5 separate regions of the Homo sapiens genome follow, and regions 1, 3, 4 and 5 are each linked to region 2. Evidence: chromatin loops called from intact Hi-C (ENCODE). Cell type or tissue: ascending aorta. All regions are shown on one strand.

What was found. Peaks named below come from ENCODE experiments on the same cell type or tissue, not always from the same donor. Only the 100,000 strongest peaks of a DNase experiment are listed, where the experiment ranks them.
Region 1: a loop joins it to region 2, with 7 times the contacts of the local background. A loop is called at or near these places in 10 of 110 quality-filtered maps.
Region 3: a loop joins it to region 2, with 13 times the contacts of the local background. A loop is called at or near these places in 72 of 110 quality-filtered maps.
Region 4: a loop joins it to region 2, with 14 times the contacts of the local background. A loop is called at or near these places in 76 of 110 quality-filtered maps.
Region 5: it touches region 2 in a loop (5-fold over the local background); 41 of 110 quality-filtered maps call a loop at or near these places.

Annotation. Positions count from the first base shown.
Region 1 is chr1:176,653,540-176,658,539 of GRCh38, reverse strand. All of the region lies in intron 3 of PAPPA2 (pappalysin 2), which reads right to left. Among named protein-coding and RNA genes, the nearest start is that of PAPPA2, 190 kb to the right of the region's middle. In ascending aorta, a CTCF peak has its summit at 2,204; a DNase peak (open chromatin) is centred at 2,069; H3K27ac peaks cover 2,390 bases.
Region 2 is chr1:176,557,240-176,562,239 of GRCh38, reverse strand. It overlaps PAPPA2 (pappalysin 2), which reads right to left. Exons shown (of 23, transcript NM_020318.3): 2 at 4,999-5,000. Among named protein-coding and RNA genes, the nearest start is that of PAPPA2, 97 kb to the right of the region's middle. RefSeq lists a silencer at 2,141-2,190 and an enhancer at 4,193-5,000. In ascending aorta, a CTCF peak has its summit at 2,258 (motif pointing left); DNase peaks (open chromatin) are centred at 1,270, 1,746 and 2,169; H3K4me3 peaks cover 388 bases; H3K27ac peaks cover 2,110 bases.
Region 3 is chr1:176,878,793-176,883,792 of GRCh38, reverse strand. It overlaps ASTN1 (astrotactin 1), which reads left to right. Exons shown (of 23, transcript NM_004319.3): 20 at 799-934. Among named protein-coding and RNA genes, the nearest start is that of MIR488, 150 kb to the left of the region's middle. RefSeq lists a cis regulatory region at 3,731-3,748 and an enhancer at 3,668-3,812. In ascending aorta, a CTCF peak has its summit at 2,596 (motif pointing right); a DNase peak (open chromatin) is centred at 2,632.
Region 4 is chr1:176,841,907-176,846,906 of GRCh38, reverse strand. PAPPA2 (pappalysin 2) reads right to left here. Exons shown (of 23, transcript NM_020318.3): 23 at 1,306-4,527. The coding sequence ends at 4,453. Among named protein-coding and RNA genes, the nearest start is that of MIR488, 190 kb to the left of the region's middle. In ascending aorta, a CTCF peak has its summit at 2,991; a DNase peak (open chromatin) is centred at 3,356.
Region 5 is chr1:176,373,073-176,378,072 of GRCh38, reverse strand. No RefSeq gene overlaps it. Among named protein-coding and RNA genes, the nearest start is that of PAPPA2, 88 kb to the left of the region's middle. RefSeq lists a silencer at 2,877-2,976. In ascending aorta, a CTCF peak has its summit at 2,905 (motif pointing left); a DNase peak (open chromatin) is centred at 2,902.

The sequences.
Region 1 (5,000 bases), 96 kb before region 2:
CCCTATATCTGAATCCCTATGTCATTAAGTCTAATCTAAATACACAACCTAACAATAATATTTAGGCCTGCTTTGGCAATATTTGCGAACAATAAAGATCTTACTTCTAGATATTTAAAAATATATTTATATGAGTTTCAATTCTGCATCAACCACAATAGTATAATATAAAAAATATATAGTATCTGGAACAGATTGTTTATTTCTGATATTCTGTAATGTATTCTTATTTTTCTGCCTCTAATATCACATCCACTCTAGTCCAACCTGTACAACATCAAAACTAGTGTTCCTCTGTTTACTCTTGATACCCTTTATTACACAATAAAGAACTTAGATTTCCTTTCAGTTTCCTTCCTCCAGGTGTGGCCAGCACCACTGTGGCATTAATTGAATTAGTGGATTTCACATGTATATACATATGTACCTACATATATAATAGAGAGCATTCCTTATTTCATTAGCTGGACAAAGATCCCAGAAGGCAAGTATCATTCCTTTCTCAGCATGATAGAAACTTAGCACATCATCTTACATATTATCAAGTGCTTATTCAATAGTAGTTGATTATATTAATGCTGGAGATGGACTCTAAATGGAAAACAAGGCAGATAATCCCTCATTGTTTCCCTCTCCTAGGTTCACTGATATTATCCTGCTGTAGAATCCCCTATTAGGATGTTAGCCATGCAATGCCTTATTTACCCCCATAGCTTTAGCTATCATATATATGTTAATATTTTCTAAATTTACATGATACTCAGATCTACATAACCACACAGATAACTGCATAATAAGTATCTCTAATTTGATTATCACACAGGCCTAAAATTCCCACCCAAACTTGTTATTCTTTCTGTTTCACACTGCCTGAGCTGTCCAATTACTCAATTTAAAAACTGAGAAATTATTTTGGACTCTTCCTCTTCCTGACTACACCACATTCAATTAATTGTCAATTTCTGTTGGTTCTATTTATAAATATCTCTTAAATCCAACCACACCCTTCTAGTAAGCTTCTCTGTTCCGTGTTTTGCACTCCTTGAATACAAACTCCACGCTTTCTCAAGACTAACCTTTCAAAAATGGCAGATCTAATCATGTTCCTTCTCTGCTTTAAGGAACTCTAAATGTCTTACTATGGTTTACAAGACCTTTCAGGATCTGGCTGCTAGTAACCTCTCTAGCATCAATCTTTCTACTTCCTTCTAACTCTCGTGAATGTTTCCCTCTCTCTTATCCGGGCCACTGGGCTTTTGGACCAATAGCATCTGCCTTCCCTTCCATGCCTATCTCCAGGATAACTTCTTTTCATCTGACAGATTTTGGTATAGATGTCAATTCTGGGAAGGCTTTCCTAATACCCTAAATCCTGGTCTGGTGCTTTTGTCCACAACTTTTGTGACACCTTTTACTTTCACTGCCAGAGTGCCTGGCAGAGTGCTGCTTCTTGAGGACTCCCCAATTAAGCCACAGACTGTGGGAGTAGGAATGCTGTCTGGGCTTGTTCAGTATTGTGCCTTGAGTGTTCAGCACAGGGTCTGAGATTTAGTAGTTGCCCAGTAATTCCTCTCTGAATTAATGAGTATGTCCCCCTCACCTCTAAAGTCAAAGTGTAAAGAATTTTCAATGACCAATGTTCTTATAAGACCAGTTTACTTTCTCTATTTCAAAAAAAAACAGAAAGTCTAGAGTTCAGTTTAGTGCATGTATGCTGTCAAAAATAACTGACTTCTGGTGTGTGTGTGTGTGTGTGAAAGAGAGAGAGAGAGAGGGAGATTACAGAAAGAATGCTTTGCTTGAAAACAGGATTTGAAGAAAATCTTTAAAATGTTCTAAAGCAATTGAGGAAAGAGGTTTAAGAGAAGAGAGAAGAAGCACAAAAGAATGACTAAAATACTGGATGACTTCACAAGTTTTTACCATTAGCTGAGACACATCATGTCCGCTCCAGTTACCAACAATAACTACTCTTCCCGGGAAAAGCTTCCTATTTTTAAACCTGGTGTAATGCCTGTGGAATTACATTGCCCATTCCTACCCAGGCCCCGAGAGCTTATCATCATAGAGTGTTTTTGCCAAGAATCTGCTCTGCCCTTAGTCACCATACAAAGAGTTGTCAAAGACAGAGTGAGGAGAGAGGTTGGGCTTTGGGTGTAGTTTTGTTTTTTGCTGCCTACCAGTGGCAGCAGGTCCTATAAACTGCTCTTTGGAGTTTGGCTGTTTCAGATATAACTAGACTCTGTAGTTTAAGGGGATTCTACAGCAGAGCAATATCAGCAAACCTAGGAGAGGGAAGCAATGAAGTATTATCTGCCTTGTTTTCCATTTAGAGTTCATCTCCAGCATTAATATAGTCAGCTACTATTGAATAAGCACTTGACAATATGCAAGATGATATGTTAAGTTGCTGGGACCTGTGCTCAGGGAACCAGCAAAGAGAGAGAAAGTTCAATATTGAAAATATATTCAGAAATCTATTTCTGAAAAAAAAATATTCTGAAAATCTGCAGACAATATTAATTTTGCTTTATTTTAAAAATTAAATGTTTACTTTTGATTTATATATCACGGGACAGTGATGGAAGGGATGTTTTCTGAGGTTCTCAAAACCATTAATCTGGCCCAGGAAAAGGTATATAGAGTCAAAAGAGAAAAGAGGATAAACTCTAAGGAACAGAAATTTTTACTTTTTATTTCTTTATTTGTATAATTTATGGGGACCGGTGTAATTTTGTTACATGGATATATTGTGTGCTGGTGATGTCAGAGCTTTTAATGTGCCTATCGCCCAAATAATATACACTGTACCCATTAAGTAATTTCTTATCATCCACCCGCTTTCTACTCTTCCACTTTTCCAAGTCTCCATTGTCTATCATTTCACACTCTGTGTCCATGTGTACACATTATTTTTATCTGACTTATAAGTGAGAAGATGCCATTCTGACTGGTGTAAGATGGCATCTTATTGTGGATTTAATGTGCATTTTGCTCATGATAAGAAATATTGAGCATTTTTTAATCCGCTTGTTGGCCATTTATATATCTTCTGAAAAATGCCTATTTATTTCCTTTGCCCATTTTAATGTGATTATTTGGGGTTTCTTTTATTTTTGAGTTGTTTGAATTTCTTATAGAGTCTGGATGTTAGTTCCCTGTCAGATGAATAGTTAACAAATATTTTCTCTCATTCTGCAGGTTGTCTGTTCGATATCACAATGGATGCAGAAAAAGCATTTGAAAAAAGTCAACATCACTTCATGATAAAAACCATGAGCAAACTAGGCATAGACGGAACACATCTCAAAATAAAAAAGTCATATATGACAAAACCACAGCCAACATTATACTGAATGCAGAAAAGTTGAAAGCATTCCTTTCAACAAGTGGAACAAGACAAGGTTGCCCACTTTCACCATTCCTGTTCAAACATAGTACTGGAAGACCTAACCAGAGCAATCAGACAAGAAAAATAAAAAACAGGCATCTAAATTAGAAAAGAAGAGGTCAAATTATCTCTGCTTACTAATGACATGATCTTATGTCTAGAAAACCCTGAAGATTTCACCATAAACTCTCAGATTTGATGAATGAATTTAGTAAAGCTTTAGGATACAAAATTATCATACCCAAATCAGTAGTGTTTCTATACATCAATAATGATCAAACTGAAAAACAAATTAAGAAGGCAATCCCAATGACAATAGCTATGAAAATAAAAGCCTAGAAATACACTTAGCCACATAAGTGAAAGGTCTGTACACAGAAGACTATGAAATACTGATGTATAAAATTGTAGATGATGCAAACAAATGGAAAAACATCCCATGCTCATGGAATGGAAGAAGTAATGTCATTCAAACAATCATACTTCCCAAGCAATCTATAGAGTCAGTGCAATCTCTATCAAAATGCAACATTTTTTCAAAGAATTAGAAAAAAATCCTAAAATTCATATGGAAAAAACAGCTTGAACAGCCAAAGCAGTCCTAAGAAAAAAAAAATAGCTGGAGGCACCACATTACCTGACTTAAAATTATACTACAAGGCTATGGTAACCAAAATATATAAATATATATACTTATATTATATATATGTATTATATCTGATATAAATACAGACTCATATATCAATGGGACAGAATAGAAAACTCAAAATAAAACCTTATATCTATAGCCAACTGATCTTTGACAAAACCAACAAGAACATACACCGGGGACATGATAATCTTTTAAATAAATGTTGCTTAGAAAGTTGGATTGCCATATGCAGAAGAATGAAATTGGACCCCTATCTATCATCATATACAAAAATCAACTCAGGATGGATTAACGACTTCAATGTAAGATTTGAAACTATAAGAATACTACAAGAAAACCTAGGGAAAACTCTTCTGGATGTTGATCTAGGCAATGATTATGAATGACTATGATCTCAAAAGCACAGGTAACAACAACAAAAATAGACAAATATGAGACTTAATTAAACTAAAAAGCTTCTGCACAGTAAAAGAAATAATCGGCAGAGTGAACAGGAATAGTAAATTTTTAAAAAAATAGGCAGAAGAAAAAAACTGCCAAAGAGGTCTGAGAAACAGTAATGAAGAGGTACGAAGAAATCCAGCAGAATTGGCATCTCCAAAGCCAAGGGAGAAGATCATTCTAAATGTTCCTGGCAATTCAAGTAAGAAAAGAACAGAAAATTATCCATCAGAAGTAGAAAGAAGCAGAAGGTTGATAACTTTGACAAATGCAATTCCAAAAGAGCAATAGAGACAGAATCAGATTGCAGTGAGTAGGAGACGGAGTGGGGTATAAGGAAGAAAAGGTATTGGGCATAAACCAGAATCTCAGCCACAAAGGAAGATTATAAGGAGGAAAGGGAAAGATCAGTCAGCATGCAGAGAAAAACTGAAAGCTTTTATAATAAAAGACTTAATCATTACTAAATTTGTTGAAAAGGAAGAACCCAATAAAGAGAATGAAAATGAAGAATAA
Region 2 (5,000 bases):
GATGTCAAAAACAACAACAACAACAACAACACTTACCAATATAGGCCTTAAACAATAGGTTTTATACATAATGTCAGCAGACCCTGGCCATCAAGAAATCGTGAAGGGTCTTGATATGGTTTGACTCTGTCCCCACCCAAATCTCATCTCGAGTCGTAGCTCCCATAATTCCCACATGTTGCAGGAGGGACCTGGTGGGAGGTAATTGAATCATGGGGGTGGGTTTTTCTGTGCTGTTCGTGTGATAGTGAATAAGTCTCAGGAGATCTCATGGTTTTATAAATGGGAGTTCCGCTGCGCACGCTGTCTTGCCTGCCACCATGTGAGACATGACTTTCCTCCTCATTCACCTTCAGCCATTGTTGTGAGGCCTCCCCAGCCATGTGGAACTGTGAGTCCATTAAAGCTCTTTCCTTTATAAATTACCCAGTCTCAGGTATGTCTTTATCAGCAGCTTGAGAACAGACTAATACAGCTCTGAACGTTGTGTGAACTATGTGAACATGTTCATTTTTCTAGGGAGTGGACATAGCTTTCATCAGATTTTCAAAAGGTTTTATGGCCTCCAGAAAACTTTAGCACTGTTGTCCAATTTATTCAAAATAGTACTGCTCAGGCTAAAAAGAATGGATTTTTTTAAATAAAATAAATGAGCCCTTTGGGGCCTCTGATTCTACTGCATTTACAACACATTAGACTGTGTTGTAAAAAAAGTCTGTTTACCATCATTCTCATTTTACAATCTAGCAAACTGAATTCCTAAGAAATTAAAGTGAATATTCCACCTAAGGAAAAATGATAGGTTAGTGGGTTAGAACCAAAGACAAGCAGGTTAACGTGCTGCTCCCAGTAATGATTGCCTCCCACTGTTAGCTCCTGCCAGGCCATGAGTAAACACAGTGGCCAAGCCCTATGGTGGGCACTTTACATACATGACTTGTTCAAGCATCATAACGACTCTGCAAGACTTTGTCTTATTTTTCATTTTTTGGAGCTTTTTTCATTTTTATTTAAATGGAATGATATTTTGTATACATATATTTTTCTCCTTTTTCCATTTGAGGAAATGAAGGCATAGAAAAGCTCAATGGATCGCTGAAGACCACAGCCCTGATAAGCGTCAGAGATGGAATCTGTTGCCAGGTTGGCCTGCCTCCCAAGTTCTACACAAGCATATACTCTAATGCTCGGATCCTCAGAGGAGGAAAACTTGTCTTCATGTCAGGGACAGTTTCTTAGACATCTTTGTGCTCCCCACAGGGCCTTGCCGTGCTTTGCATGGAAGGCACTCAATAAATATTTGTCGGATGAAGAAACCTGGGCTCAGGCTCCAATTCTGCCATGGACTTAGTGACTCAGTCTCCTGCAACTTGGAGCTGCAGGTGGTTACTCAGCTGGGCAACTTCAGGGAACATTTGAAATCAATTATGGGTGAGGAGGAACCTATTAAAATCTTCTCTTTTGTGTATGTTGGGGTTAAAAGAGAGGAAAGGAAGTTGAGAAGGCGGGAAAGGAACAGGATGGTTTCAAGGTTGGGTGCTGGAGCTTAAAAGTTACACACGTGGATGGGACAGAATTTGGCTTACGTCCAGTTCTCAGTTCCAATGGCCCAACCAAATGGGCTCCTGACCTCAGTCTACTCCTAGGTGGCCACATGGCCCTGAGCTGCCAGGCCCCTGACTAGCTACTCTTACAGAGGACTCTACAGTGGAGCAGTTGTACACAGTCCTCTCCTACACCTTGGTTGTTCTGTCTCCGCTATGGGAAATAGGCCACTTCAGAAGATCTACCTTGCAGGGACCCAGGTACCACGTCTCGCCTTCTGAGGGCCAGAGAGACGTTCAGCACCCAAAGCCTGTGAGCTCCGTGTTGTCCTCAACTCTAAATAAATGTATTCTGGCAATTCATTCTGGAATTCAACTTTCTATTTTGGAAGAATGTGGGAGTTTGGAGTGGGGGAGGGAGAGGGGAAACTTTAGTTGATTTTCTTTTCTTTACTAGTTGCTAAAGTGCAAGTTAGTCACAACCCCAAAAATGTCACTTTTGCCCTTTCACATAAGCCCCGCAAAAAACACTTGCATAAAGCTGACCCCAAGGGATGCCAACGAACAACATTCTGGGAGAGGACAATTAAATACACACAGCCCAGAGCCAGGGCAGGACAGTCCTCCAAGAAATCAGAGACATTCCCCACTACGTGGCTGCCTACTCTCCTGTGAATGAAGCAACACTGCCACCTAGTGTTCCGTGTAGAAAGTATCCTCTAAGACCCCCGCATCTGGGGCTGGGGAGGGGAATGTTCCTCTGTAAATTGCTATGGCTGCATTGCTTGAAGTCTCTGTTGAATAAAAAATGCCCTAAATTGGGTAGATTAAGGATTGGGAAACTGGGTTTAAGTTGAGTAGGTAGAAGCTACGCTTTGAGAGCTGTTGAAAAAAGTGTAGGGGCCAAGTCTTGCAGCACCTCGGATCATTCCAAGTGGAACAGCAGAATTGCTGAATTGTATGTGGCTCCCAGGGACATGATTCTATTGTCATTCTGCATAGGTGAAGGCCAGCCATCGTAGGAATAGACAATGACCAGCTCAGGGGCGAGTGCTGTATGGTAAGAGAAGGAAGATGGACTGGTCTGTCCACAGGCATGAGTAGATTAGGGTAAATGCCTTTGGCAACATTATGGTTCTCAGGCATGGAGAGCACAGGTGAAGTGTAAGCAGCTAAGCACAGTGAGTACACAAGGATGCCCAAGCCCTCAGCAGCCCTGTTGCTAGAATCCCAAAGAATGAAACCATGTTCCCAACCTCCATCTTTCCCAGACCTTTACCCTACATCTTTACTGAATATTTTCTGATGTACAGAAATCTAAAGAAAAATATAGAGTGGTAAGTGGAGATGAGATAGCCCTGGGCATTCCCTGCCCTCAACCTTTCTGGTGTAGACCTAAGAGGGGAAATACTGGTACACCACAAGGGACACTTTGATTTGAAGAGAAGGAAAATTCAGAAGCTAGACAGTCTGCAAAAGATTTTCTGCCCAATTTTACATGCTTACGGTTAAAAGAGTTCAGACGGGCACTTTAGAGAAGGATCTGAGTGTGTGCTGTGGCAGTGTTGGCAGGGGTTGGAGGCGGTGGACAGGTGGGCAAGGTAGAAAGACGTCCTGGGGTGGGGATGGGGGAGGTGCCACAAGAAATGCTGTAACTGGAATCAAATCATGACACTGCTTTCCTCTGTGCAGAGCATCAGACAGGACACAGGAGGGACAGGACAGGGGTCAAGTTTCCCCAGGTTTGGCCTCTAGTAACCCAAAGCAGCAGCCCCTTAGAGCCACCCACATAGACTCCTATTGGATCTTTCTCTCATTTTTTTTCAGCCAGGGAATTGATCCCCGGTCTTTATGTTGCTACTGCAAGAGGAGGGGTAAGCAGAGTCGTGGGTCTTAGTCTAGACTGCAAGCACACAGTTTCCCTGGCAGATGGGTACTAGGAAGCAAGATTAAGCAGCAAGAAGATGTCATCTGGGAGAAATTGTGGAGCTGCCAACTCTGATCAGATAATCATCTCATTATTTCTTCCATTTGGCCCCAGAATAAGGATTTCCTTCTACTCTTTCTCTTCCCCCACCTAACTTATAGCCCAACCCTTATTTCTCCCCTTTCCCCACTCCCTCTCCCACCCAAAAATAAAATACAGCAAAACCACAAGACTTGAGAATGCTCAGTGTCTGGGAATCCCAGCTTCCGAAGGAGAAATCACAGCCAAAGAGGGGGAGACAGAGTGTCCGGAAGGGATGTTCCAGCAACACCCCCTTGAAAGAGGCTCCCTCCTTGCCGACTTCTTTCCCTAGTCTGAAACTTTGCAGGCATCCAGTAACCTGAGAATATTTTCTTAATTCGGAAAATCTTCAAGCGATTCAAGTGTCCTGGAGTTCTATTCCCAGCCTGCCTGGCATGCCTTTTATTGCCTCAGTTTCCCCATCAATATAATGGGACTGGAAAACATGAAAGAGCACTGTGGATAATTCAAATTAAGCAGATTATATGGTTCTACTGTGCACCTTGCTTTGTGTTAGGTTCTGTCATGGGGAATTCAAAAGGATAAGGTACTAAATGATGAAATATCATGTCTAATCCATGACCCCTTGCTTCATTCCAACTTTCCCAGTAAGGCAACAGGGAACAGTTACTCTTAACCTCATTTTTCTTTGCCCTTCTGGGTGACTTTCCATGAAAAGCAAGATCTGTGTGTAGTGCAAACAAATGTGGGTCATGTTCCCAGACCAGTGCTCCTGATCAAAATCATGGAGTTATAAAAAGTTTCATTTTTTAGGTCCTTCTTACAACAACAGCAGGCCTAGAAGTCAGGATCTTGGCTTGTAAGTGCTCACTTTTTCCAGTGGACCCTACTGTTCCTAAGCTGGACACATGATTGTTGTGACAAAGTGGAGGGACCTCCAGGACCTGGACCAAAGGGCACCTTTCTGCCAAGATCCAGGGCACTCAGAGAAAAGGAAACCAGGCAGGACCTGACGGCTGTGTACCTAGCAGCCTTGTTTCCTCACCACCTGGACCAGCCCAGGCATGACTCATTGCTCAGGTCCTTGGATTCTCATCTGTCTTCAAGGTTGCCTGGGTATCTCATATTGGTCTACCGGAAATGGAGTGTGACACCCCTTCTCTTTTGGCAAAGAACCAAGGAGCTCTATCCCTTTAAAGACAGGTAAGAGAGCTAAAGTCTCCTAAGTGCAAGCACAATGTATACAAGGACATGAGATCAATACAAGGTACAGAGGCTGATATGGCTAGAGTCATTATCTCCTTTTTGATGGTGTCTGGAATCCTGCCGTGCTGATTAATAAAGGCCCTTCCCCCTCTCCCTGGCTAGCCCTTTCTGGCTTTCCTGTTGGGTCCCCTTCCCATCCTCGCTCCCTATGTCTAACCCGTCAGAAATAAAGCCAGCCATACCCTCAGGATTTCAGAAAGCCCAGGAGAAGGGTGTTACCT
Region 3 (5,000 bases), 320 kb before region 2:
TTTCACTACCTGCACACAGTGAAAGGTCAACATTCATAATCCCAAAAACTTATGCATGGGATGTGGTCACCAGCAGGATGATGGCACCAACAATCTAATTCAAAATAAACAGCTACTGGTGAGCCTGCCACTGAGGGTTAGAGACATACGCAGCTGCTGCTTCAGGCATAGAGAGCTGCCTACCGCTTCTTCCAAGGCCCTTTGCCTGATGCGCACAGGTATTGCTGAGGTACGGCAGGGACCACTGACCAGAATGCTATCTCTGTCCATGCCAAGAAAATTTTATAAAGGAGCGCCCAGGCCAGGCGTTGTGCCTCACGCCTGTATTCCCAGCACTTTGGGAGGCCGAGCTGGGCGGATCACGAGGTCAGGATTTCGAGACCATCCTGACCAACATGGTGAAACCCCGGCATGTGCCTGTAATCTCAGCTACTTGGGAGGCTGAGGCAGGGGAATTGCTTGAACCCAGGAGGCGGAGGTTGCAGTGAGACAAGATCGCGCCACTGCACTCTAGCCTGGGTGACAGAGCTAGACTCTGTCTCAAAAAAAAAAAAAAAAAAAGAAGCTCTCAGGTGTGATGTGTATCCCTTGCCCTAGTTGTGTCTGAACTAACTCTAGACAGCTCTGAGTGGTTAAATATGAAATAGAAAAGGCCATTCCTTCTAAGTCTCCTTCTCTACTCTAGAGATTGAGGACCAAATCATTGTCATGTTAAGTTCTCATTGAGTTGACTCCATCTCCTCATTGCTTGGCCGTCATTGTTTCTCATGCTTTTTCCATTCCTTCTCCTCTGGGCAGAAACAGTGCTGAGCTTTGTGGACGACATCATCTCTGGAGCAAAGTCTCCTTGTGCAATGCCATCTCAGGTGCCGGACAAGCAGCTCACCACCATCTCTCTGATCATACGATGCCTGGAACCTGACACCATTTACATGTGAGTAACACACACCTACCTAGTGACTTCTTACCCTGACAGTCCCAAGGCTTCTTACCGGTTTCTTCTTGCTACTTGAGTTCCTTTAGAGACTCAGCAAAACATGTTGAGTCTCTGAAGTCTTATCCCAGGTGGCATTATAGAGAATGTTCTCGAGTACTTAGACACTGGAATGGGGGGATCTAGAAAGATAATACGGTCCTGTCCCTTGAGGAGTTTGCAACATAGAGGGGAAAGATATAAAAAACTAACTTTAACTTAAGGCAGAATTAAATAAATGTAGATAGAAAAGCAAAAAATGAAAAAAAAAATTGTAAAAGAGAAGAAAGAAGTGATTAATTCTAACTAGAGTGGATGTCATCTAAACTGTGTTGTGTAGAATTTCAACCAACAGTCATGTTGGAAAAGGTATACTAGGCTCAGGAAGCTGCAAAGGCAAAGGTGAAGAAGCATGAAGGTGAGTAGCAAGTAGTCTAGTAGGGCAGAGGCAGACGGTGAGTAAAAGGGAAAGGAAGAAAGTGAGACTGGAAAGATAGAATGCTATAAGTCCAAGGAGTCATTTTTGAGGAAAGGCATAGAATACCAAGAACTCTGCTTTAGAAAGCTAGCTAGCTCCAATGGCATTGAAGTAATTTAGAAATGTTAGAAATGGGCAGCACTTTTCTTCAAAGAAATGCAGCGAACTATATCATGGCCATTGGAATGACCCTATTCTTTCTGCGAACTCTTCCCCATTTCTCCCTGTGCTCTGGAAACAATTGTAAAATGTTTGTGACGCAGAGATGTAAAAGATGCCAGAAAAGGAGAGATAATGATAGAATCTAAATCATGATGGAAAAATTTGGGTGCTAAGGCAGAATTCATAGTGATGTCGTTGTAGGACTTCGTGACCCCATCAGTATGAAAAACATTTAACAGTTTGCAGAGGAGATCACGAGAATAGAGTCAAGGTTTCCAGAATAAATCATGTCTATTTCCACAGTTAAAGAGTTCAGAGATGAAAAGCACTAGAAATTTGAGTGGCATTGATTGCAAGATGAACTTCAGTGCTCAGGCTGAATGTCTTCAATATAGGAAAAAGGGATGTTGCTATGGGCTATGCATGATGAAAGTAAAGTACATAAACACAAGTGACATTCTAGAGGATTTCGACAGTATATATAGACACAGATGAGAATACTAAGACCATGTTGGTCCACTTTTTGGGTGATTCCACCAATGCCATGATTCTCGTTGGCTCTTTTGATAGGGGGCAGTTGTGGCCCTTTATTGGAGGGGAGCAGGTGAAAGGAACAAGGATTTGGGAGTGCAGACCACCTAACCTGCTGTAAGGCATCTCAAACTCAGTGAAACTTGAACTATCATTTATAGTAAAGGCTCAGTAGTCCTTCAGTTGTGACTAAATCACACTGTTACTTAGGAATTCCAAAGTTCCAATGTACAAGAAGTGGTATTAGGAGTGCAGCCATTACCCACACTGCGACCCTCCTCATGTTGGCCTGATTGGCTGCGTTTCTGATCAGAGACCGAGGCCAATACCGTCTCTCACTCCAGCTGTCTTTGCTGATCTCCCATTATGTCCCTCCTACATCTTATAAAATGCGAACTGTGAATGCTGTTTATTGAGAAGTTGGAGCCAATGCAGGGGGCTAAGGAAGAAACAGCAAATCTCCACCAGGTGGCGCTGCAGATCACAAGAAGAGGGCCGTGTGGGAGGCCAGGAGTGACATTCCTCTCCCGGAAGGATCCAGGAGAGCTGCGCTTCAGCCCTTGGGATAGGGACAGAGCCCTAGATTAAGAGTTAAGAATACATGGGCTGCAAGCCTGGTTTTTTGTTCCTAACCACTAAATGGCTGTAAGCAAGACACTGAAACTTTCTCCAACTAAGTTTTCTTTCTATAAACTGGGAGGAGGGCGGCCTTCATTAATGGAGTGCTGACTCTGAGAATCCCCTCTGACTCTGTGAGATTAGGGGTATTGTTTCCATTTTTTAATTGAGGAAACAGGTGCAAGAAAACGGAGTAACCGCCCCAGAATCACACAGCTAGTTGCTTCGGGTATGCAAGCCTTGCATCTTAACTCCCTGCTGCTCTAGGTTACTGTGAGAATCTCAGAGCATGACCTCATTACCTCATATTAAAGCAGAGCGCTGGCTCTGCACCTGGGATCCACAGAGGTGGAACAGCATTTCTGCTTAGCTGGCTTCCTTTGTCACTTTTTATATTTTATTTAATGCTTTTTAAAACATTATTCTGAGAAGGATCCATGGCCCAAAAACAGCGAAGAACTCCTACTTGAAAGAGACCTTAAAGTATGTCTGGTCCAGCATTCTTCATTTTACAGATGAAGAAACTGAGGCCAGGGTAGGGAGGTGACTCACAGGCCTTTCAACCTACTGCCCCATCATCACAATGCATGCTCACAGGAGAGCTGCTCTCTTTCCGGACGTGTGACAGCAGACAGATAATTCAGAAAAAAGGGAGGCAGATCAGAGGGATGGGCAGAAACCACCATGACTGGAGAAGGAAAGTGGGAAAGTATCAGACAAGAGAGCCAGTCCTTAGCAGGGGGCTTACGAGTCCTCCACTCACATCAAGTTTCAGGCCTTTAAGACCCACCTTTGGAAGCAGAGCTGTTCTGTGTCGGTGCGCACTCACACAGGCCTCCGTTGGGGTCATCACCAAGTCTCTAGCTGTGGGCTGAACAATCCCAGCCAGGCAGCAGTGGAAGAAGCCCAGGAGTTTTGGACAAAGCAGTAAATATACTAACACATGAGCCTTCCCACTGGGAGCAGGGCTTATCTCTTCTGCCCAGTAATCCCATCTAACCCTCTGAGGGTGCTGAGTGTTCAGTGGTAGAAACGATAACGCTAACGGTAAGCCGAGGCCTTTCTGAGATGACCGCACATGGCATTTCCACATGAAATGTGTAAAGTGCTCCCCCGGCCATGATGATGAAATAAACTGACTGCTCTTTCAGTGGGCCCTCCAAAACTGAGGGATTTGGGACTACTGAGGAATGGCCCTTAGGTCAAGCCTGGACCCTCCTCAGAAGGTTAAGTGAAGTATCTCCTTTTCTAATACCTGCTTCATGTTAAAAATAAAATACACTACTAAAAGTGGAAAGAGCTGGAGAACTTAAATTTTGCACTGATTGCCCCATTGGGGTAATGTGAGAATTAATGTGAGGACAGGTATTTTCATCCTAGGTCAGCATCCAATACAGTTTAGCTGGAACTTACAGCAAGGCAGGCCACAGGGCAGAGCTTGGGCCAGCTTGGGGGCGGGGGGAGAGGTGGGGATTGACTGAGAGAGAAGGGGTCCATCTGACAACGAAGTAGGATGTTTCTCATTATAGTCCAAGGACACTTAGAAATTAAGGGTCCAGGGTTAAGGAATGGTGGGCTACAAAAGGTGGCTGGAATGCAGCCATAGACGGTCTAGGGCAGGTGACATTTTAACATATTGCAGGCAGCATCATGTGGCCCAGAGCTGCACATAGCCAGACTGCAGCCCTGACCTGAGTTCCAACACCATGCTCAGGGCTCTGGTAGTCAGGCAGGAACAGGCAGAGCAGGGCCAGAATGACAGGGGATGGGGCACTGGGCAGGCAGGACCTCAGCAATGGAAACCAGAACAGGGGCCTAGACTTACGGACTCAGACACACAGTCAGGGGTGCAGGCCCTGTAGGAAGAGGGAGAGCGAACTGCGAGGACCAGAGGACCGGGTCAGGCCCATGCCCCAGCCCTGTGACCATGCTGGCCTGAGAGCATCAGCCTGGGAGAGAACAGGACTTCCTATCTCCTGACACTGATGAGAACTGATAGCCAGAACTGGGCTTAGGGCACAGTCTGCAACAAGGATAAAGCCACTCCACCTCTGGGCAGAGGACGGACTTCCTACGCACAAGAGCCCTGGTGTCAGGACCTCTGTGGGAGAAGGGGGCTCACTCGGGCCCCTAGAGGGCAGTGCTACCGAGGTTTGTATGACATTGTTAATCCTGGGGCTTTCTCACTTGCTACTTTATGGAGGAAACACGGGTATGAGGGGGAACTTCGCCTTGTGG
Region 4 (5,000 bases), 280 kb before region 2:
TTACATTTGAGGACAGAGATCTTGGATTCCCACCCCAACCTGCACTTAGATATGTGAACTTAAATTTTCCTATAACCTCACAGACACTCAGTTTCTTCATCTGTAAAATGAAAAGAAACAAAACAAAACTGTCCTTGCTCTGCCTAACCTGTGGGTAGCCATAAATCATATGAAAGCACTTTGTAAACCATAAAGAAAATGCTTTTTTTCTCTCTCAAATGTTTATTTCTAACCACAAACCTGTCTCCCAAGTCCAAGCTCACATTTCCAACTGTCCATTCCACAGTTCTTTCCAAATGGCTCATAGGTGTGCTGAGATATCTGCCCAGCCCTTCCAGTAGCCAGGTGGTGACTGGTGTGGCCAGAAAACTCTGCAAACCGGCCCCAACTGCAGAAGCCTCCTCTAGGGTTCTGAACACTGCTTTAGATGGCATTTCCTATCTGGCCCTCAACCCAAGTTTATTGAAAGAGCAAATGAATACTCTTTCTTTAAAAGCCTGCTCCTGCCAGCTTCCCTCTTCTGTTAGGGCTGATAAGCTTTCAGATTGTGTATTTAATGCAGAGGCATCATCCCTTGACATTTCTTTTCACCTCTCTCCATCCTATTAATCACCATTTTTCTTTTCCTTCTAACATCTTGGTGTCCCACAGAACCAGGTTAACTCCCTTCATATGACCTTGAAGAACTTTCTTTACCAGACTGTGGCTTAGCGTTCTTATTTGTGAAGTGAGAATATGCTATTTGCAGATCTGTTGTAAGAATTAAGTAAGATTCTGTATTTACCAAATGTATGGTACATGCTAGCTTAGTTCTATCTTCCAGCTAAGCTGGATGCCTCACTGATGTTCCATAATGCACAGCCTATCCCATTCCTACTTCCACAGCTTCAACTATGTTGTTTACCTTGCCTGGACTCTCCTCTCCCAACCCCCATTTCTGCCTGTCAGATCATATGCATCCTTCCCAACCATTTTCCAAATGCTGCCTACCTTTGGCATCCAGGAATAAACCCTACTTCCTCTGAACTGTAAGTAATTCTTACACTTTATTTAAAAACTCATGAGATATTTGACATTCCTACCTCACATTCTACTTTCATATATGCCATGTCTTCTTATGAACTTTCATATTCATCTTCCTTACACATCCTATTTACTTAACAAATGGTTTTTAAGTGGCTAAAAGAAATGACCAATCAATCAAATAAATAATGACTGTTGCCTGGACCTGGCACAAGACAATGGAAAGTGATTAGAAAGTGATGAAATGATTTAAACAAAGAGTCAAACACCAAAGACACTTCATATTTTGTGTGCTGATTTTTTAATGAACAACTTATAATCTTACAAAATAACTGGCTGTAGCTGTTTTACATTACAATACAGTAGATCAGCTCCTTTCACTACATTCCCAATCAAGCCATCCCCTTGGGTGTTAACTAATGCACTCAATAGTGATCACAAAGAATACAGGAAGTGCCAAGTTCAATGCCTTGTAATAGAAAAAAGAGAAGATGAGAATCAGGAAGAGCTCTTTACTTTCACAATCCCTTTACTTTAATTTCTGTCAGTATCTGCCCATTCTCCTCACCCTGTCCCCTTACCTGCCTTTCTGATTGGAGGCTGTCATGCTAGTTGTTAGAGCCAGCTAGCCCTGGGCCACCTGGGCACAATCAAACACACAGAAGAGTCTCTGAGAAAGGCTCTCAATGACCACATGGGTGGATAAGAGTAGCAGAATGTGGACCACCACATGGATTGAGTGTGAGTTGATGTTGCTGGGATCTGTGACCACAGTGTCTTAGTCCTTCCACTTTATCAGTGACCTGAGTTGCTCAAAACATCAGGTCCCAGGAACAAAGACTGGAAGAACCTGCTGTCTCTGAATAGCTATAGCTGACTATGGCTGGGAAGCCTTATAGCCTAAGAGGCTCTTCACACACAACAGGAACTTTCCTTTTGCTTTCCCAGAGCAGTGGTGAATTGCAGATAATAAAATATTTTAAAATGAAATTTAAAACAGAAATGTTCTTACTGTTGCTCTTGTGGAGAGACTGCATGAAGACACACACTGGCATGAACCACAGGCTCCATGTTCCTGAGCTGAGTAATGCCCAGGATAACAATTCCTCTGCCTCAATCTCAGACAAAGTAGGATTCTCCAAGGCAGAACTTAGAATGTGTCTAGCAATTTGGACATTTTCCCCAATAAAACAAGTTTATAAAATTTTGAAAATAGAGTGTCTAAACTTTTCCATTGTCCTTTGCATATTGAAGCCTATCAGAATCCCAAGAATAAATATGTTTGTCTTCTTGGGGGCACTAAGCATGACCCAAGACAATGAATGGTATCTGAACTACATTTTCTTTACACTAGAGATTAGTAGACAAAAGGTTTTTTTTGAATGGGTGAACTCTGCTCTTTCCTTTTCCCAATAACTTTGCAACCCTCATTCCACAAACCCACAGATTAATGTGGGTACATCACCTTATTCGTGTTTTATTCTCTTTCAGGATATTGTTCTTCCCTACGTGATAGTGTGGATAATATTTCTATCATTGTGGTAGTATTTCCTATTCCTATTTGCACAGCCATTGCTCTAGTGTTGATGGGAAGAGTAGAAAAACTGTGGTCAAAGCAAAAGAGCAGAAGATGAGAAGAGACCACAGCTGAGCTCTAAATTTTGTCTGTTCTTGGTTTCCATTGGAGAAGAAACTTTAAAGGAGACAAGCCTCACTCACAGCCTTCCTAAAATGAGTAAAACTAGAATGTTAAACAGAAACTGGCTCCTTACTCACTTTCCCTAGGGTCTAATCCAGAAACCGTTACAAGAAAATGTAACTGCAGTAGATCACATCCCAGTGAGCCTGGGATGTAAATAGAGAGAGGCTTAATATGGTCATTTCATGTGCATTCCATCTATTGGATAAGAAAGGGTAAAAACAACAAAATGGACATTAAATAGTTGAAATTCTTCTGTCTCCCCACAGAGTGTCACCCTTGCTCCATGCATTTCCATGGCTTGCTCAAGTCAAAATCTCTGGCTCACAGATTTTGTACATGATACTTGAAGAGAATTTATCTCAGATTCTTCATTGCTCAAGGGACCCACTTTGGTCTTCTTTGGAGACTTGGAACAAGGACCGAGTCTCCCTGATCACTTCCATTCTCATGCCCGGGCCTGGATTTAACCCTGACAGCTCTTGCCTGTTCTTTCATCTCCTCCCACCTTTCCCCTATATCATTTCCATAAAATTTTTCCTCCAGAAAAATCAACACTTGGTCATGTGACTGGCCAGACTTGGAGACTTCTAACAAGAAGTAGGACTACAGGCCAAGTATGAGGAGTGTGTGAGTTCCTGTAATCCTGGTGATCAGAGAATGGGCCATAGTACAAACTTGTTGACTGGCTGACAGCCACACTTGGAACAGGCATGTGTGGAAGTGCAGAAAATCCTAGGTCTCACCGACTCCAGTTGGGAGTTCTGAGAAGTTGACAAAAGTTAGTATATTCTTTGTGGACAGATATTCAAGAACCATAGTCTAGTTCTCCTGGACCCATCACCAATGGTATTCACACTCAACTTCCTATGCCTCTTAGTACCACCATTCCAACTCCCCATCTCCTTGGTCATAAAATGGGCCCAGCTCCCAGGTCATAAAAAAAAAGATGATTAGCTTTACATGCTAGCATCCAGAATTCCATCTAATTACTCTCTCTCCTTCTGTACTTCCCATTCAACCTGCCAATCCGCATCCATAGAAAGATGGGAAAATAAGTTGCCTTTCTGTCCTCAAAGTCTCAACATTCATCTTGAATGTGAACTTCACAGCAGCATGTGTGGAACAATGAATAATTTTTAGCTTAGTAAACAGCAAAAAATATAATATATATAATATATTTATATAATTATGTTTAAATACTTATAAAGAATTAATAACTAACTTCATTATTTAAGGGAAACTACACAAAAAGAAAAAGAGCCAGTTGAGAGCAGACAAGCTCTGAAAGATGGCAATCCATTCAAAATGGGTATTAACAGTATCCCTGCCAACTTCTCCTCTAGTATTTTGGTATTGGTTTACAAGTTGGGTGGGACTGAGTAGTTGGCAGGGGGTGGAGCGGAGAGCAGGGCAAGAGTTGAGGATAGGATTTAATAGAATATAAGTGAGGGAGGAGGGTCCTTATATATCTATCATATTTCCCCTTCCATGTTAATCAACTGCCACTTTAAAGAAACTTTTGCCTATGATTCTCTCCTACTTGGGCTACTTGATGAACTAGTTCACACCTATCAATATCCTCTTGCATTTCTTATAAGATCCTTCATGCTCTTCCTCCTTCTTCCATTTCATGATTGTTCTTCTTCATTCACCCTTTGTTTCCTCCTGGGTCGGCCTCTCTTTCTTACTGCCTCTGAGGCAGTGGAGGGAGGGGCTTGTTCCCACAGTTACTGATTTTCTTCTGCCTTGGGGTCCCGGCAGGTGCACTCATCCAGGTCACAGTCAGCAGCAAATGGAATGACCTAGGGGAATGAAAGGGAAGTAGAAATAGCTCATTTCTGTGATAGCTTCACACTTTTAAACGAGCTTTCACTTTCCTCACTTGGTCCCAGAGGAACTGTAGAATTATGTGCCAATATCACAAACTGGAAATTAACACGCAGTTTTCCCACTCACACATCATGTCACCATGTAGCCTTAGGCAAGGTAATTGTTCCTTGCTTCACTTTCCTCATATATAAACTAGGGAGGACAACAGAAACTACCCCAGAGGGTGTTTGTGTGATTTAAATAATGAGTATAAAGTTCTTATATATTGCCAAGCATCTATAACTACTATTCTATCAGTTCTAATATTACCACTCATATCTAAAAATACTGCTCTTACTGTTACTGTCACTTTCCCTGTAAAGTAGGAAAGATGAATGGTAGCATTAGCATTTTCTCTTTACAGGGAAGGGCAAGAGATGTGGGGTGACTTAATTCAAGGTAATGA
Region 5 (5,000 bases), 180 kb after region 2:
TCAGGGACTGTCTGAAAATGATGTCAATGCAAAAGAAGAAAGAGCCTAGAGACACTGTCCGGAGTATTTGAGATCCTGAATATATCTGTGTTTGAAACCAAAAATACCTTCTGGACCTTCTAATTATGTGAATCAGTAAATTATCTCTTTTCTTCAAATTGGTTTAAGCTAAGAGTTCTGTCACTTGAAATGAAAAGGATCCTGACAATAGACCATCTTCCAATGCACACCCATGGCACTCATTTCTACCATCACACTCAATATAACTGCTGATTTGTTTACCTGCGCAGCTCTAGACCGGAGAGCTAGAGAGAATAGCAACTAAGTCATACTTTTATCTTTAATGCCACAATGCCCAACTCAGAGCCTAGAATAGTAGTGTCCTGTGAATGTTTTTGAATAAATGTTGGGGAACTAAACACCTCTGTTACACATGCTCATTTCTGCCCTTCAGGCATCCTTTTCTCCCTCTCACCTTCACCCCTAGCCTAGCCTCATTCACAGGGTAACAGAGGGAAAAAGGGAAAGTGTAGAAGTTGAAAGAATTGAATTGCAGCCCTGGTTCGCTTTTTTAGATGTGTAACCTTGGATGATTCTCTTATCTCTCTTTGGCCTCAGTTTATTCATCTGTAAAGTGAACAATATCTGAAGATCCCATAAGGGAAAACCTTTCTTGACTCTAATACCTGCTAAGTCTTTAATTAAAAACTAAAGCATTGGCCGGGCGTGGTGGCTCACACATAATCCCAGCACTTTGGGAGGCTGAGGTGGGTGGATCACCTGAGTTCGGTAGTTAGAGACCAGCCTGACCAACATGGAGAAACCCCATCTCTGCTAAAACCACAAAATTAGCCGGGCGTGGTGGTGCATGCCTGTAATCCCAGCTACTTGGGAGACTGAGGCAGGAGAAATGCTTGAACCCGGGAGGCGGAGGTTGTGGTGAGCTGAGATCGCACCTTTGTACTCCAGCCTGGGCAACAAGAGTGAAACTCCATCTCAAAAAAAAAAAAAAAAAACTAAAGCATTAACTATTAAGGACTGAGCTTTGAGTTTCACTGGAATTCCTGCATTTTAATAAATGAAGACTGAGAAACCTTAAAGGATTAAAGAGGTGAAGCTACAAAGGTGGAATGACAGACTCCACCTCTCATTCTAGAGATACATATTTGAGAGGTGTGCCAAACTCAGTGGCCCCACACTTCACATAATCCTTGGGATTCACTATTGAAACCACCACTGGAGAGATATAGGCCAGGACTAACTGCAAAAGATGAAACCTGATATCAAGTCTATTCAGCATGTGCACTTACACCCACTCCATTTCAAATTGTCAGTATGAAACCATAAATCAGAACTTGCCCCAAATCCACCGATTGGATAAATAGTTGATTCCATGACATTGACACTGTGGTCCCAAGCCACAAAGGAAAGCATCTGTCACAAGAAAAAGATGGTAAGACCCAATGAAGGAAGCAGGATAAACTATGTCTCTCAACTCTTAACAAACAGGAATAAGACCTAGACATACTGTCCACTTGGGAGATTGCCTTGGGCCTCCAGCCTCTTATTACTTACTTCTTTTTTTCCTCAGGGTATAAACTTAAGTGTCATTATTTTAGTCCAAATTCTCCTCAAGCATAACACTATGGAAGAATTTCAAGAGAGGAACCATTGAAAATGATGAGTGTAATAAATCTGGTGTCCTCGGCTCCACCTTCCAGACTGAGTCCAGACTTACCTTCCAAACTGAGTCCTGCACCAAGAAAGTGATGTTTGGAGTCTGCTTTTGTTCCAACCAAACCCAGAGGTCATGCCTAGAGGAGGAAAAGTAAGTGGAGGCCAAGAGAATCATCTCAATTGTTCAGGCCCTGGATTGCTCCTGCCATCCTCCTAGGGCTCCTGAAAGGGTGGCTATTGAAGAGGAGAGGAGGGCATAGGGAGCAAGGGAGATTCTTTTCAAATTTTCCAAACCTGATTATTATGCACTTTTCACACTTTCCCTATGAACAGACAACAAATGACATGACCAGGAGAGTCCGAGGGATAGTCATAAAGTACATGTCATATACAGGACTGCTCATGAGAAAATAATATATTAAAACTCCGGGGAGAAACTACCGGTCCCCCTCAAAAAACTCCACCACCCAAGCACACTAGATGCCATTCTATCCACTGTTAAGCTCTAACTTCATGGTTTAAGAACCTTAATTTCTGTTATAACTATGCATATACTCCTAGGCTTAACATTTAAGCCAGTATCAGCTACTTCAACCACAAGGTAAATTAATTTCTATCCGTTGCTAACATAACTTTGATGAGTGAGGGAAGCCAAGAAGGAAAGAGAAAAGGGAAGAAAAGAAAGGGGAAAAGAAGGGAAAGGAGAAAGAGAGCAATAGGAAATGAACCTGTGCACAAAAATAAGAATAAAGGCTGAGATTATTGCCTTCATAACGTTGCAAAAAGTATTTGTCCTATTAAGGCAAAATCAAAATTTTAAAATATGACCCTTTGAGAATATCTACCGAAGAGTACCTACAAATCAACTAAGAATCATCCCTGGAGAGAACCCTACACTCCTGCGTTAGAATCACAAGAATTACTCCTTTTATCTCCAAACATCTCCAGAATTATCTAATTTCTGAACTGTTCCTCTTTTCTTCCTCCACCAGGCATAATCTGGGATTATTTCAGAGAGAATTAAGCATCTCCCTAACAAATCTTGCCTCTCTGACACAAGCTGTGGGAGGCTCCAGGTCATTGCTCCGAGATTTGCAGCGTTTGGGCTACTACAATTCAGTTCTCCATTCTGCAACTTCTAAAGAAACAACCTGAAAAAAGAAAAGCTAGCAGAATCCTTCAACTGTAGGAAGAACTGCCAACTTTCTCTTGGGGTAAGGGCACCCTCTGGCGGTGAGTGTCTGTATGTGGCCTAACAGCACCATCTCTGAGATACGCAGTTCCTTAAGTGAGCCAAACGTGAGCCAACTGTAATCCTTCCAGATAGAAACTATTCCAGGATTTCTCTAGGTAGCAAAATGATCTACTGAACTCAAAATTATAACATTTGGGTTTACAATCTTGCACTATTACTAGTGTGTGATGTTTGCCTAATCACCTCTCTTAGCCTCACTTCTATTAAATTTAGGAATACAATGCCAACATTAGGATCAAATGAAAATACCTACTATTCAGTAAAGTACTATATACGTTAAAACAAGACATACTATTATGGATTATCAAATAGATACAGATCTCAGATTCAAATACAAAGTTCTTAATACTATATTCTTATCCTGCTAGCCTTGTCATGTTACCCTTACAAATCCTGTTTTGCTTTGTTTTGTTTGAGACCAGGTCTCACTCTGTCTCCCAGGCTGGAGTGCAACAGCATAAACATGGCTCACTGCAGCCTCAACTTTCTGAGGTCAAGCAGTCCTTCTTCCTCAGCCTCCCGAGGAGCTGGGACCACGGGCACGTATCACCACATCTGGCTATACAAATATTTTATAATGATAGTTTTCTTCTGGATGCCTGCCTTTGACCTTCACCTAGTTCCTTGTCATTCTATGTCCATGTCACTGCTGCAGCCTGATGTTTCTGCCTCCAGTTTCTCCTCCAAACTGCCTTGCCAACTGCTCTATTAACCTTCATGTCTGTGTTCACCAAGCCACTCCCCAGCTTTGGACCTAATGACAACTTCGCATGACCTGGAGAAGGAATTTAAAAGAACAAAAGATAGCCTGAACAAGCAGACCTTCAACAGCATAGCCAGAGTCCACCTGGCAGTCCTCCACATCTTCCATCCTGGGATCCTTAAGGTGATTGATTTTGTGCCTTTTCCTTCTTTTCTGCCGATTATCAGGTAATCCCTGATAAGGGATACAGGGCTTTTATTATCTGGCCCCTACGTACCTCTCCTACCTCATCCTGCTCTGCTGTTTTATATAGACACTACATTCCACCCAAACCAATCTCCTAATACTTCTGTTTATCATGCCTACATGTCTTTGTACATGAGTTTCCTTTGCCTAAAGCAAATTTACCACACTCTGTTTAATCCTTACTCACTCTTAAACACTCAACACCAGCTTGAACATCTCCTGGAGGCCTCCATTCCCTCTTTCCCACCTCCAAGTTTAGGTTGGGCATATCTTCCCTAACCTATCATATCACTTATCATAGAACCCTATCATAGCACTTATCACATTTTCTATTCTAATTGTCTTTTACTTGTCTCTCTTCCCCGATCGCCTAGCATAATACTTGGCATTCAATAAATAGACACTCAAGATAATTTGATGAATAAATAATGACTTCTATGTTATCAAACTTAAAGGCCACCTTTTTGTTCTGCTCTTACTTGATGTCTCAACAGCACTGGTTAAGTACTCCACTTTGTGTCTTTAGCGTTTATGACACCATATCCTCTTGCTTTTCTCCCAGCTCTGTCTCCTCTGCTGGAATTCTACATGTTGGAGTGTCCAGGGCTCTGGCTTGAGCCTGCATTTTCCTCTGGGTTCGTGTTCTCCCTAGGTGACTTTTTTTTTTGATATCATAGATTTAAATGCCACAAATATATGTTGATGACCACTAACTTTTGTGTCATACTTTTCTCAAAAACCCTAGATTCATATATTAGATAGCTTTGATAGATTCTTATTACATATAGCTGTGGTCTAAATGTTGGTGTCTCCCTAAAATTCATATGTTGGAATTGAATACCCAATGTGATAGTATTAAGAGATAGAGCATTTTAAGACATGATTAAATCAGGGAGCTCTGTCCTCATGAATGGTATTGGTGTCCTTATTAAAGAGGCTGAGTTTTAGCCAAAGGAATTAGGCAGGAAAAAAAAAATAAAGGGCATCCAAATTGGAAAGGAGAAAGTCAAATTGTCCTTGTTTGGAGATGACATGATCTTACATACAGAAAACCTTAAATATGTCACCAAAAAAACTCTTAGAATTGATAAATGAATTCAATAAAGTTGTAAGATACAA